Regions from separate parts of the Homo sapiens genome. Here region 1 is linked to region 2. The links are chromatin loops, found by intact Hi-C in ENCODE. Cell type or tissue: prostate gland. All regions are shown on one strand. Each heading gives the region's core, and the rest is flanking DNA. Links, peaks and the distances in the headings are about the cores only. Region 1 overlaps ZMIZ1 (zinc finger MIZ-type containing 1). Region 2 has its middle 260 kb from the start of ZMIZ1-AS1.

What was found. Hi-C counts contacts between places; a loop is a spot of excess contacts. Peaks named below come from ENCODE experiments on the same cell type or tissue, not always from the same donor. Only the 100,000 strongest peaks of a DNase experiment are listed, where the experiment ranks them.
Region 1: a loop joins it to region 2, with 2.2 times the contacts of the local background. A loop is called at or near these places in 4 of 110 quality-filtered maps.

The regions. Positions count from the first base shown.
Region 1 is chr10:79,181,994-79,188,418 of GRCh38, forward strand. The region is part of intron 4 of ZMIZ1 (zinc finger MIZ-type containing 1); the gene reads left to right. Among named protein-coding and RNA genes, the nearest start is that of ZMIZ1, 120 kb to the left of the region's middle. RefSeq lists enhancers at 1-147, 1,673-2,872, 3,072-3,831, 5,529-6,064, 6,065-6,425. In prostate gland, for the core only: no CTCF peak of the experiment used is centred there; no DNase peak of the experiment used is centred there; H3K27ac peaks cover 2,148 bases.
Region 2 is chr10:78,801,537-78,807,961 of GRCh38, forward strand. No RefSeq gene overlaps it. Among named protein-coding and RNA genes, the nearest start is that of ZMIZ1-AS1, 260 kb to the right of the region's middle. RefSeq lists an enhancer at 1-470. In prostate gland, for the core only: no CTCF peak of the experiment used is centred there; DNase peaks (open chromatin) are centred at 1,475, 3,275 and 3,855; H3K27ac peaks cover 4,616 bases.

The sequences.
Region 1 (6,425 bases), core at 426-5,425, 380 kb after region 2:
GGACTCACCCAGTGCCAAGCTGGAGAGAGACAAGAGACACCTCACAGGAAGGATGGGCTGGTCCCTGGTTCTGTTTGGGCTGGGATGGGGAATTCAGTCACCTGACATTACCAGAACTGTGTGTGTGTATGTGCACATGCGTGTGTGCATGCATGGACGCACCTCTCCCGAGGGGCAAGGGCTATGTCCTGCTCATGCAATTTAATCCGCCCAAGCTCATTTTTCAGATGAAAAAGACAAAACTCAGAAAGGGCAGGGGACTGGCCTAGGTCACACAGCAGTTTAGAGGACAGCCAAGTCTGGGCTGCCTGGCTGCCTCCAGCTGCTGCCTGATGCACCCACCTCCTTCTTGCCCACCTCCAGGAGAAGGTGGGGGCCAGGAGTATCGACTGGGTGACTGCAGACCCCCGAGAGGGCCTGCTTCTCGAGAGAGCTCTGTGGGTGAGGTATGGGCTGGGTTTGGGGGGAGAGTGTCAGCTGGACTCAGAGTGCAGCAGCATTGGTTCTGGGTGTGCAGGAGCTAGGAATGTCTCCCAGGGGTCCACAACTATGAATACTGGGATGGGATTAAATACCAGCAAGGTGACCCCAGTGGATCCAAACCCCTCTGGGGGAAAGTGGGTAAGCGTATGTATGCCAGGGACAGGGCCTGAGAGCCCTAAGAGGCTTGAGGATTTGAAGAGGCCCAGGGTTGAAGAAAACACAGCGGAGTGGTTCCGAGCACAGCCTCTAGAATCAGACTGCCTGCCTTCCGAGGCCGAGCCCAGTCACTTGACTTCTCTGGGCCTTGTCTCCAGGGTCTCCATGGCGATTAAATGAAATAAATCTTGAACACTTAGTGCTGTCCGTGGTGTGTGCATGGTACGTATCCATTAGATGTACACTGTTTTCCTCCTCCTCGGGTCTGTAGGTGTTTCAAGGCCCTGCCCTTCACCATCTGAGCAGTGAGGGCTGGAGTAGGGCAGTTAGTATGGTGAGTCAGCCAGGAGGGTCCTGGAACTGTACTTGATGAGGCTCTCCCTGGACTGGGTCACTAAGGAGCCAGCATTTCTGATAAGCAGTACCAAGTCAACCTAGGTTGGCACCCAATCCCAGGAGTGGACTGGCCAGACTGCTGGCAGCCAGAGGGACCTGTCAGAGCTAACCCTTGGCCCCTTTCAGGCCCCATGGTGCAGGGAGCACAAGGGAGCCAAGGCTGGTGGGGAGGCCTGCCTGTTCTTGGGAATTCACGACGTGTCTGCCTGTCGCAAGTACCTCGATAAGGAAGATTTGTGGGTGAGATTTGCAATTCTGTTTTCTTGGAGGGTTATAAATCAGCTGCATGCACACCCGGGACGCAGCACAGGCCTGAGGCTCGTGCACGCGCACACACACACACACACACACACACGCACACACCCATGTGTGCAGAGACACAGTCCAGGTCCTGCTTGATATTCCCCAGTTCTCTAGGTTGATGAGCTCTATGAAGGGAAAAACTTGGGCCCCTAAACTGCTGCCTGCCCTAACAGGGTCCCAGAACCATCCAGAATGAAGGATGCAAGGCTGGGAGACGGTATCCCCATGGTTGGAGAAAGAGTGTGTTACATGGGTTACGAGCGTGAGCTCTGAAGTCTGCCTGGTTGGGTTCAAACATTGGCACTGTGAGTTACTAGCAATGCCCTTGGCTGTGTTGCTTTCAATGCTGTGTCTCAGTTTTCCCATCTGTGCAAAGGAGCTAATTATATCGTGTACTATGTGGGATGGTTGAAAGAATAAAACAAATCAATATTTGCAGAGTGCTTCAAGCAGGGCAGAGGACATAGTGAGTTCAGGAAGGCACGGCTGTTATCCTATCATCATCATCATCACCAGTTAAGGGCTGGGTTTTGGGGTCAGACCAGGGCTGGAATCCCAGCTGTGCCCCTTATTAGCTCTGTGAACTTGGACATACTCATGACACTCTCTTAGCCTCCAGTGCCTTCTCAATAAAAGGGACTATTCCTGTCTACTTCATAGGGTTGTTTAAAGGAGATGAAGGGTGCAATATCAGACCCTCAGGAAACGTCGGCCAGCGTTGCCTCGGTGCCTTGAGGTGGGATACTGGACAGGGCCTCTGGTTCAGAGCCTCCAGGTGGCTCTGCTCCGTGGCCTGTCTTCCTGTGGGAGGACAGTGTGCAGAATGTTTAGAAGAAAAGGGGAGGTTCTGGGGAGGTGAGCAGAGGGGAGGATTCCAGGAACCTCTGTCTTCCTTCCACCATCAGGGACAGAAAGCGCTGGCCAGAGTGGCTCTCCCTGCCCCTGCCTCTCCTTCCACCCCTCTCCCGATGTGCACACACAGCATTGTGAGCTGTGAGCGTGAGAATAGGCCTTGGAGACTGGCAGGTGTGACTCATGGCTCTGCCATGCACTTACTGCGTGGCCTTGGGCAGGTCACTTAACCCCTCAATTCCCTCTATTGAGGGATAATTGTGCCTGCCCCACCTGGCAGCTGGAGAACTAATTAAATGAGATAATGTGTGTGGAGCACTTAGCACAGCTCCCAGAGGCGCCCGGATAAGTGCCCTGCAAATGCAATCACCCGCCCCCTCTCTGCCTCCTCTCCTCCCTCTGATCCTCACTCACCTCTCTCTGCCTTCCCACACCTGATCCATGGACTGTGTCTTTCCAGGCCAGACCTTTCAATCTTTCTCTCTGGGAAGATGGGCTCTATGTCTAGGAGATGCCAATGGAGCCGTGTGAGCGAGTGTGAATGGAGGGAGAGATGAGTTTAGAAATCCCAGCCTGCTCTTCTGATCCAGTTCCCCTGTGCCAGCCGCACAAGGGCCAAAGTGTGCTCTGCATGAAGCCTGGCCTTTGCTGATCCATTGCTGCCCGTCCCCGAGTCTTTACTGCCTCCTCAGGGTCCTCAGCTGCTGTCAGATGAAGGCTTGCTTCCAAGCAGTTCCTGGATTTTTACCTGCTCAGCCATAAAGCCCTGCAAAGTGATGAATCTAGGGATGAGTAGCTGCTTGCACAAGTGCAGGCAGGAGAGACGGGGACCAGAGCCCATATTTTTGCAGAGCCAACATTTTTGCACCTCTCCTACCCACCTCACTGCCCAGGCGAGCAGGACGGTGAAGCCTTGGCTGTGGATAATTGTCGGGAGCATCCCAGGCCAAGCCTTGGTCTCCCATCAGAACTTTGGAGGCTGGACTTCTCTGTTGCCAGGGAAACCGGTGTGTTCCCAGGAAAGGAAACCACAGCACTTTAGCTGTTAAGACGCCCCCCTCCCCCCGAAATGAGTTCCCTCCAAAACGGATTCGCCCCAAAATTGTTGAGTCGGCAGCATCCTGCCTTCTCCCTGAGCCTGCTGAAACGATAGAAAATGCAATCTGCCCCTGACCTTGTGCTTTTCACCTCTTTTTAAAACATTCCACTGTAGCACAAGGACATGTTTTGTTTTTTCTTATTTATCCTCCTCCCATGCCAGCTGGGGCTCCAAGTCCTTCTCTCCAATTGTTGACTGGAGCCAGAAGGGAAAGGACTTCTACATCTTTTTTTTTTTCCTTGTTCAGCTGTCAGCAGAAATAAAACAAGCAGGTTTATATTTGGAAAGCAGAGGGTCTCAGCCACCAGATCGCTATGTCCGGGGTAGGTCACAGCCTTTGTATCTTCTCCTCCCTCAACAGTGGCTTGAAATTTGATCCACAGATTTGCAGAGTTGAGAGTGAAGGGAGGGTTTTTGGAGCAGGCCTGTCTTTACTCACTTTGACTTTTAAATGCCATTGGAGGATTGTGGATGAATCTTCAGTTGCTGACAACACTGGACCTTGGAAGAGATGGTTTTAGAAAAGAATCCCCCTGGAATAACCCTGGAGCAGTCAAGGTTTGGGCAGCATCTGGAGTGTCTGTGTCCATTCCTGTCCATCATCTGCTCCCTGTACAGGGAGGCTGGAACTCTCACCTGGTTCAGGAGGTTTCGAGGCTGTCTAAGGAGTAGCGAGGAGTCCCAGCCAGGCCCGATGACCCCAAGAGTTACTGTTAGGAGACAAAACCAAACAGGAAAGAAGGAAGAGAGAAATGTGGCCAGTGTTCACTTTCAGGTCCCTGGATGTTTTTGAGGGCACTGTAGAGGAGGGAAAGGGTGTGAAGAGACTTGGGTCCAAATACCAGACACACACCCACCACCCACGCCCTTTGGGCCTGGGTCTTCCCATCTGAACAACTGCCTGGCCCTGGATCCTGTCCAAGCCCTCCCCTGGTCTGTCCCATGGTCTGTGCTCTCAGGGTCACTTTGGGTGATCTAAGCAGTTAATTTTTTACCTCGAAGTGACTCTCTGTTCCGTAAGTAATTTTAAACAAATTCTCTTCCTGTCCTTGCACTTCCACAGGAGAAAAACATGACCCACCGGGGTTTTTCACCGGCCCCCACAGACTGGCGTGTCCCAGGCTGTGTGCCTGCTAGAAGCCCTGGGCAGGAAGGGGCTTGGTGGGGCCTCCAGTGTTTTTTAGCCCCATTTGGGATTTCCAGCGGGTCTTTCTTGTTGATTCCCGAAATCCTGTCAGATCTTGCTATTAGCATGAGGCTCTCAGAGTATAAACTAATGAATTACAGCATGATTACACAGCACATAATTAACTTTGTAATTAATATGCAACTGCCACTTAAGCTAAAACACTGCTTATAGAGACGTACAGCAATAGTAAATCACAGGTCAGAAGTAGCACTTTGGAATTTTCAAAAGAATGAGCGTGAGCAGGGAATCACTTAAGGCAGCAGAGTGAGTTAATTAAAAAGCAGATGAATGGTGAGAGTCCTGCTTCATTTCAATACCTTCTCCCTTAAGAAGGACCCCGTGCCACCCGCCAGGCTGACTGGTCAAAGGGGCACTGAGCATGTGGTTTTATTTCCAAAATAAGACGGGCTTTCCCTGCCCACTCTCTTAACCATCTGCCCAGCCACACTGCCCCTGCTGGAGGCCATGCCCCCTTGGCCCTTGGCACCTGGCTCCACCTCTCCTCCTCCAGGAAGCCTGTGGGGTGATCCCCAGCCTGGCCTCTGCAGTCTAGCCCTCTGGTAGGCACTCCCAGCAGGTAGGTTGGTACTGTTTGTCTGCCTTCACCTGGATTTTAGGCTTCTGGAAATCAGTGATGTCATCTTACTCTTTTTGTTTAATCCTTTCTTCCCCAGCCTCCTGCAAGAGTGTTAAAGCTAGAAGATGCCTTAGGAATCATCTCACCCCGTCCCCACTTCATCAAGGCCATGGAGTCCAGGGTCTGAGCGCTGTAGTCACACCACAATATGGCCTGGGCCAAGCAGAAATTCCCTCTCCCATGCCTGGCTCTAGCCCGGCGGACACTGCCAGTATAGCTGCGTGATTAGGCTGGAACCTTTGAAATGAGCTAAAGCCAAGTTCCGGTCCCAGCAACCTCACTGCCCAGCTGTGTGACCTTGGGCGAGTTGTGTAACCTCTCTGGGCCTCAGGTTCCTCTTCTGTGAAGTCTGAGCTGTGGTGCCCACTTTGCTGGGCTGGAGTGAGAATTCGATGGGATGATGTATGCAAAGGGGCCTGGTGCAGCGAGTGGGCTCCCGGAAAGCTCAGCACCCCAGCCATCCTCAGAGGTTTGGGGTACAGGGAGAAATGAGTGACATCTTGATCAGCCCCTTCCTTCTGGGGCTGAGGAAATGGGCACAGAGAGGTGAGCCATGTGTCCACAGTGCAGTATGCATGCTGGCATGCTTGGGACCCCCAGGCCAGGATCCTCCTGAGGACACACCTTGTGTCCTGTGTCCCTCCCAGGCTGAGCACAGGCGGTGCAGAGCTGACCCAGGGCAGCGCCTGGAGAATGAATGAACCCAAGGGCCTCCCTCTGGGCAGCCGGAACCCGCGCAGTCTGCCACTCAGCTTCCCTGTTCCCCAGCCCCAGAATAGTGTGGAGATAGCTTGGTTTTGTGTATAGTTACTGGGCTTTGAAGTCTGATAGATCTGGGTTTGGATCTCAGCTTTGCCATCTTCTGATCTTGGGCAAGTTCCTTAGTTATTTTCAGCCTTAGTTTTCCCATCTGTAGATGGTGCCACTCATTCATTCTACCTTCGGCTATATTGTTATAAAGATAATTCACATAAAATACCAAATATGCTGCCTGACGTAGTACATAATGAAGGACACGCCTATTGTTCTTGTTACTATTCAGAATTATGAATGGAGATGTCAGTGTGACTGCAGGAGGGCCACCCACCTCTAGGGCCTCAGGTAGAGAATCCTGCCTGCTGCCTGGGCCACCTGGGCCTGCACACACCCTGGCTTCTGTGCCTCTGGCTGCAGTCATTGCTTGGATGGGACAGGGGAGGGTCATCTCCGCCTCAGGCAGCTCATGTGACCTTCCTACTCTGGCCTTTGCCCTTCCAGGAAGTGTTCTGGGCCGCTCTTCCCGCCCCCGAGCCAGTCTTGCTGGGGGAGGG
Region 2 (6,425 bases), core at 784-5,783:
ATTCTTAATCCAAGACCAGAATCCAGGGATATCCCTCATTGGTCTGAGTTCTGAAGGTGAGGCTGGTGGTGGTCCCCATCCACTTGGCAGTCTTGCTTGTGGAATGCCAGAGCTGCTGGGAGTGGGGGAGTGGGAAGGCAGCTTTGAAGTCTTCCCTCATGCTGAGCTGCAGAAAGCTGGCTTGTTGTCTTATGCAGAGAGCAGTTGAGGATATCAAAGGGAAGATGGGATGTTAAATTTTGAGTGATCAATGTTTAATAGTCTGGGTTGTAAACTGTCATGAGGATGCTCTAGGAGGGGAGCTGTGTGAATTGCAGGGTTTGCCATGTGATGGCTGGAGAGGATCAACCCTCTGGAGGTGCCACGCATCAGCAGGGAGGACAAATGGAGAGTGACGGAGGGTGGATCCACACCCACCAACTGGCCACTCACTGTGGGGACTTGAAGAAAGCATGGACACAATTAGGAAAGAAAGGGTGAGGACATGACCTCCTCTGCCCCAGGAGTGATCCTCCATGCACTGGTTCATCCTTTCAGCCGGATGCTTTAAGTGTAACCCCGTGCCCAAACCAGCTAGGTCAGGGGCAGGGCGGTCCCCAGGGGCCAAAAGAACCTGAGCACTTGCCAGTGAACATCTGTTTGGTTGTTTACTAAAACTTATCTGGAAAATTCCAGCCTTGCCACAACAAGGCATGGAGGGGAAAGGTAGGAGGCAGTGTGGGTCCAAGGGGAGGGTGATGCTGGGATGGACTGGGACCTGGAGAGGTGGCACTGGTGTCCCTCTCTTTTCTGGATGTCCTAACATCCAGTGGGCTCTGCCGTTTACTCAGAAAGGAGGAGAAGGGAGGAGAAGGTGGGGAGGTGAAGCCCCTTGCCTGTGATCACCCGGCTGCAGCAGATCAGGTCTTCTCAGGGCCAGGCACTCTGTCCCTACCCTTGCAGGCTGCCTCTGCAGCAGAGAATGCAAGATTGTGGGTCCCAGCTCCAGCTCTGTTGCCTTTGCAGCTCACACGTTCTCATCAGTACAGGCCGTATGGCCCAGACATGGCAGTGAGTAGGGAGGAGCTCTTCCTAAAAGCTTTCTTGGCCAGAGAGCAAAAGACAGGCTGAGCGTCCCTGACGGCTGCCTTCTTCTGTACCCAAATTTGAGCATCACAAGAGGATCAGGAAAGTCTTAGAATGGTCTCTTGGGGAGGTCCACCTGAGCCCAGGAATATGGGGGAGCCACAGGCACAAGGGCAAACCCCAGAATACCAGCTCCCTGGGCCAGGCCAGGCAGGGACTGCTGGACCCCACATGGGCGCCTGCCGTCTCCTCAGCAAAAGGCAATTTCACGACTCTCTGGGAGAGAAAAGATTTTATTTACTTCTTTTCAAAAGCTTCAGAATTCTTCCTGAACATCAAATAACTCCTGGCAAACACATCCTGATGAGTAACATGGAGTGAAATAGAACCAGATGGGCAGGCTCACTCCGGGCGTTGTGCTGGAGGAGGAAGGGCGAGTCCCACTTGGAGAGAGGCTGGGCTCCAGGCCGCAGGAAGCGCGTGGGGAGGGGGCACAGCCGTTCAGGCAGAGAGGGGCGAGTCCCCAGGACCCTGCCAGGAGACAGAGCCACTCCGCCTGCCATCTGGCTTTCTTGGGAGGAGAACAGAGGAGGGGCCTGGGGCAGCCAGTTGTACCCTGGGGTGAGGATTAAGCTGAGACTGGCAGGATGGCCACGGGGCCCTGCTGCGGGGGCTTGGGTCCTGTGGTGGGCAGTGAGGACACTGGGTGTTTTGTAGAGTCCCAGGAGACCCTCCTGGGGTAGACTCAGCTAGCTAGCTCCACAATAGCTGCTCCCCTTTTCTTTCTTACAAATGGAACCCTTGAATTTGTTCAAATCAGCAGAAGTGCTGCATGTCCCACCTCCCTGTCAACCAGGGGAGACCCTGTGACAGACCTGGCCAACCAGAAGCATGAGTTTCTGGAGGGCATGACTGGAAAGCTTTGCCCTTCTCCTTTAGCCGCTGCTCTTTCCCCTGCCCTGTGTCTGACCTCCAGACATGAGCGTGAGGCTGCAGGGGGATCTGCCATCTTCATCTTGAGCTGTGAGATAACCAAAGACGGCGGAAGAGCAGGAAGCAGCCCGGGCCCCCATGGCTTCATGGAGCCCCCACACTGTCCTTGGACCTTCATCACTGTTAGATGAAGCAGCTGTTCTTTGGATCCTCCATGACACATGGTCGAAGGCGATCCCTACGCCAAGATCGGTGGCCCCTCCGTTTAGAGCCTCCTGGCCTTTGCTCATCTCCTCCTCCCCTCCTGGGGCTCTCCTTCCTCTCCTCGCCCCCTTTCCAGTTGCCAAGGCTGGGCTCCAAGGCCTTCTTCTGCCAGAGGCTGCATCCCTGCCACCACTGCTGGCCTCAGGCCATCCCCTCATCCCCTTTCTAAGTCTACCTGAAATCTCCAGCCCTGATGTTCTGCCCCGCTACCCACAGGCCTGCCACGCCAATTTCCTGTCTTTTCAGGATCAACTTGTTAGGATCCAAAGTGTTAACTCCCTAGTTTGCCTGGGACTGAGGGGTCTTGACACAGGACTATCTGGGTTTGCAACACTGGGCCCACTGCCTGTCCCTGTCTGTCCACTGACCTGGTACCAGCACCAGACTCGGGCCCCTAGAAGGCTGTCATCATTACACCCCCAGTGCCTGACTGTTTATGTATATATATGTAGCTGGCAGTCAGTTTGTTGAATGAATGAATGAATGAATCTGTTTCCTCCAAGCAGAGCATACATTCTATTTGTTTTAAATAATAGTTAAACAAGGATAGTCTACATTTGTCATGTTTTGCAAGTCCCACCTCCACAACCCCTCACTAACAACAGCCTGATTTCCTTTCAGAATTTGCCTCTTTCCCATTGTGTGTGTTCTTGGTAGAGGAGGATTCTAGGCTCCTGCCTCCCATTACAAAAGCCAAAAGGCCAAATCCAGCTCCCCACGTCTCCTGGTCCTCCCCAGGGAGCAGGCACGTGCCCCAACCTCTTTTCTGAGAGTTTGCATCTGGAGGGAGGGATGCAGGGTGTCGGACAGGCTTCTTGGTTACCAGCAACAGAATCCAACTTGGTCAGGATTGAAGCAGAAAGGAGAATGTGTTCCAAAGGAGGTGAGGTAGCTCACAGATTCACAGGGAAGGCTGGGAACCAGGCTCAGAAACAGGCAGCATCAAGGCAGTCCGGGCCATAGTCAGGATCCCAGCCAAAGTGTCCTTAGGAAGCCAGCCCCACGTGAACATCGCTGCCCAGGCTGCCACAGCTTGCTCCAGATGCCAGGCACAGACACTGCTATTCTGAACAGCACTGCCCCTGGAAGTGGACACGGCTGCTATGATTGTTGCCCCAGCCTCCTACCACCAGCATAGATGTGTCTTGCCCTGTTCCATGCCATTGCTTCCTCCAGTCACCAACCTGGGCACATGCCTTTGCATGGACTCAAAGGGCATGGGAACTATGCAGATTTGCAGCCCAGTCCATGGTGGGAGGCTGACTCTGCCACTCCCCAACCCCAACACTTTTAAGGTAGGGGATTTATCAAGCCTAGAAAGAAGGGGTCATCCGATGACAGACAACCAGAAAGAATGACAGAAGCCACTAGACCCGGAGACAGAGGACAAGGTTGGAGGGCGTTTGTCTCAGCCTTGGCAGCATGCGGACCAGATGTTTCCCACTACAAGGTGGTGGCTGTGGCTCCTAATCCAGGCCCTTGGCAGAGGCCTGGGCTCCCGCCTTCCCCAAGCCTGCTTCTCTGGGCTCCTGTCACTTCTGTGAGCTCCCGACATCCTGCCAATAAATTCCTTTTTGCTTAAGTTAACCAGTGTTAGTGTCTGCTGGCTGAAACCAAGCAACGCTAAGTGAAACCACATGTAAACACGAGTACATGCTGCTTGTAAAACACTAAGACAGTCCTGATAAGGCTGCAGGCCTCCTGACACCACCCCTTCCAACATTCTTTCCAAAAGAAACCACTGGTATAAGCTGGATGTGTGTGTCTCAGAACTGACTTGTGCTTCTATCCCAAGTATGGAGCCCTAGTAGATTTTACCTAGAAACAATATTCTACTTCATTGAACCTAAGATGCCTTCCATTGTAAGTTGTGCCACTATTTTATGTGCTACCAGGAAGGAAAAATAGTTGCCGACTAAACAATGACCCAACATTAAGAGCTGTCAATTGCTGGTTTAAGATGTGAAAAAATGTGTGTATATTAAAACAGATGAAATATGGTCACAGTAACAACTGTTTCACCCTTACCATGGGCCAGGCACTTTCACTAGTATTTTGCTCATGTTAACTCAGTTAATCATTTAATATGCTCAATAATTCCTTGAGGTTGAAATATAATTATCCATATTTTACAGATGAGCAAACTGAGGTACAGTTACATTCAGTTGCCTGCTCAAAGTTACAAATCTAGCAAGTGGCAGAGCTACAAGTCAAAGAAATTCTGGATTTTAGAGCTTTCTCTCTTAACTACCAGTGTTATAGTGTCTGTGTGTGAGCGCAAGTATGTGCTTGTGTGTATGTATACATATGTACATGTATATGTGCACAAGATTACAGAATTGTACATTTTTTCACTTAAGAAGTATTATGCTGTATGTATCACTCTGCCCCTTGCTTTGTTAATCCAATAGGCTCTTGCATAAACATCGTCCCATTCTTTCTAGCTGCTGAAGTATACTCTTACCATAAAGTCTCTAGCCATTCTCCTACTCGTGGTCACTAAGGTTGTTTCCATTTCTGACACTTATACCAGCAAGGCTGCAGTACACACCCTTAAACAGGCCTCCATGAGCCCATGCATAAGTGTTTCTCTTAGCTAAATAGAGAAAAGTGGAACTGCCACATCATAAGGTATGTGCATTTTGAATTTTAATGGATAAACCAGCCCCTCATCCCATCAAAGCTACCACAATGATTTGCACCCCACCAGCAACTAACTTGGGCACATGTGTGTGATTTGTATCCCAGACTCCTCCTCACCAAATCCGAGGGCTGTCCAAGACCTCATCCTCCACAGCAACTGTGAGGCTTTCAATTTGCCTGACCTGCTCCCCACCCTGGAAGTTCCTCCTCCCTTGGCATCTAGGAAAATCCACATTGTTGGGGCTGCCACTACACAACTTCTTGTCTCAGTCACTCACTCCTCACTCTGTCCAGCTGTGTTGCAGAGGGGACTTTCTCAAGAGGAGTGGCATGTGATATTAAGAAGCATTCTGAGGTGACAAGAAAGGGCCTCCACTGTCACATAGGTCTGGCAGACACTGGGAAAAGCAAAGCTGTTTCAGGACTTCTTAGGGCCTTTATTGAGTGAGCTACTGTGTGATTGCAATCTCCAGAGAAGGCAGGAGGAGCCACAGAGGAGTAACTCCTACTGGTTCCACACAGTGGGCGTGTGTGCTGAGCCAGACAGGGATGCAAGCAACTCAGGGCCATCCTCCCCTTCCTGCCCTCCACTGAGGCCAGGTCCCCAGACCCTTTCCTCTCCCCATGTCTGCCTGCACCATGACCCACTCTCCACAATCTTCCTGGGCAAGGCAGAGGAAAGAAAGCTGGCCAGGAGCCAGGAGGCCTGACCACACCTTTGAAGTTTAAGGTCTTGAGTCAGTTACCTAACTTCTCTATGCGTCAGTTTCCTTGCCTGTAAAATGAGGAAAATACAGTACCTACCTAGGATACTATGTGCAGTATAAAAGCATTAATACACAGAGCATGCAGAATAGCACTTTGTGTGGAGTGAGACCCTAGCATGCCTTTGCTGCAGGAAGGCAGTAGCACTGGGTTCCAGTTTTGGCTCCATTGCCCACTTCTGTGTGACCTTGACTCCATGACTGCCTTCCTCTGGACCTCTGTTGCCTCATTTTATAACAGGGGCAGCTGGGCCAAATTTGAGGATTGAAAGAGTTCCTGCCTTCAAGGGCTCCTAGCCTGTGTCTCAGTCAACCTTGGCTTTCCCAGAGCTCAACACGGACATGACCATGGGGCCCATGCTCAGTGACTGTGGGGTGGGCTGGATTGAACAAAGTGGTCCCTGCAAGATATGGGAGGGGGCGCACTGACTAAATGAATCAACAGGACAGCCAACAGCCCTGGGACAGTCTCCAAGGCAGGATGCTGGGGGAGGCAGGAGCCAGACGAGACAAACACTCGAGGGTGTTATCAGACCATTAGGAACCTGGAAGAGGTGGGAAGTACTCAGGAAAGGTTTCCCAAAGAGGGAGGGACTCGAGATCAGCCAGGAATGATGAGTATGATTTTGCTTAGCTCCAGGGAATAAAATTAGGTACTGCAAGAGCAATTTTCACAGAACAGTCTCCAAGCGGAGAGAGCAGGGCTGGGGTGAAGGCTTGGTGGTGAAAATTCAGGCATCTGTGCAGATGTCTGGG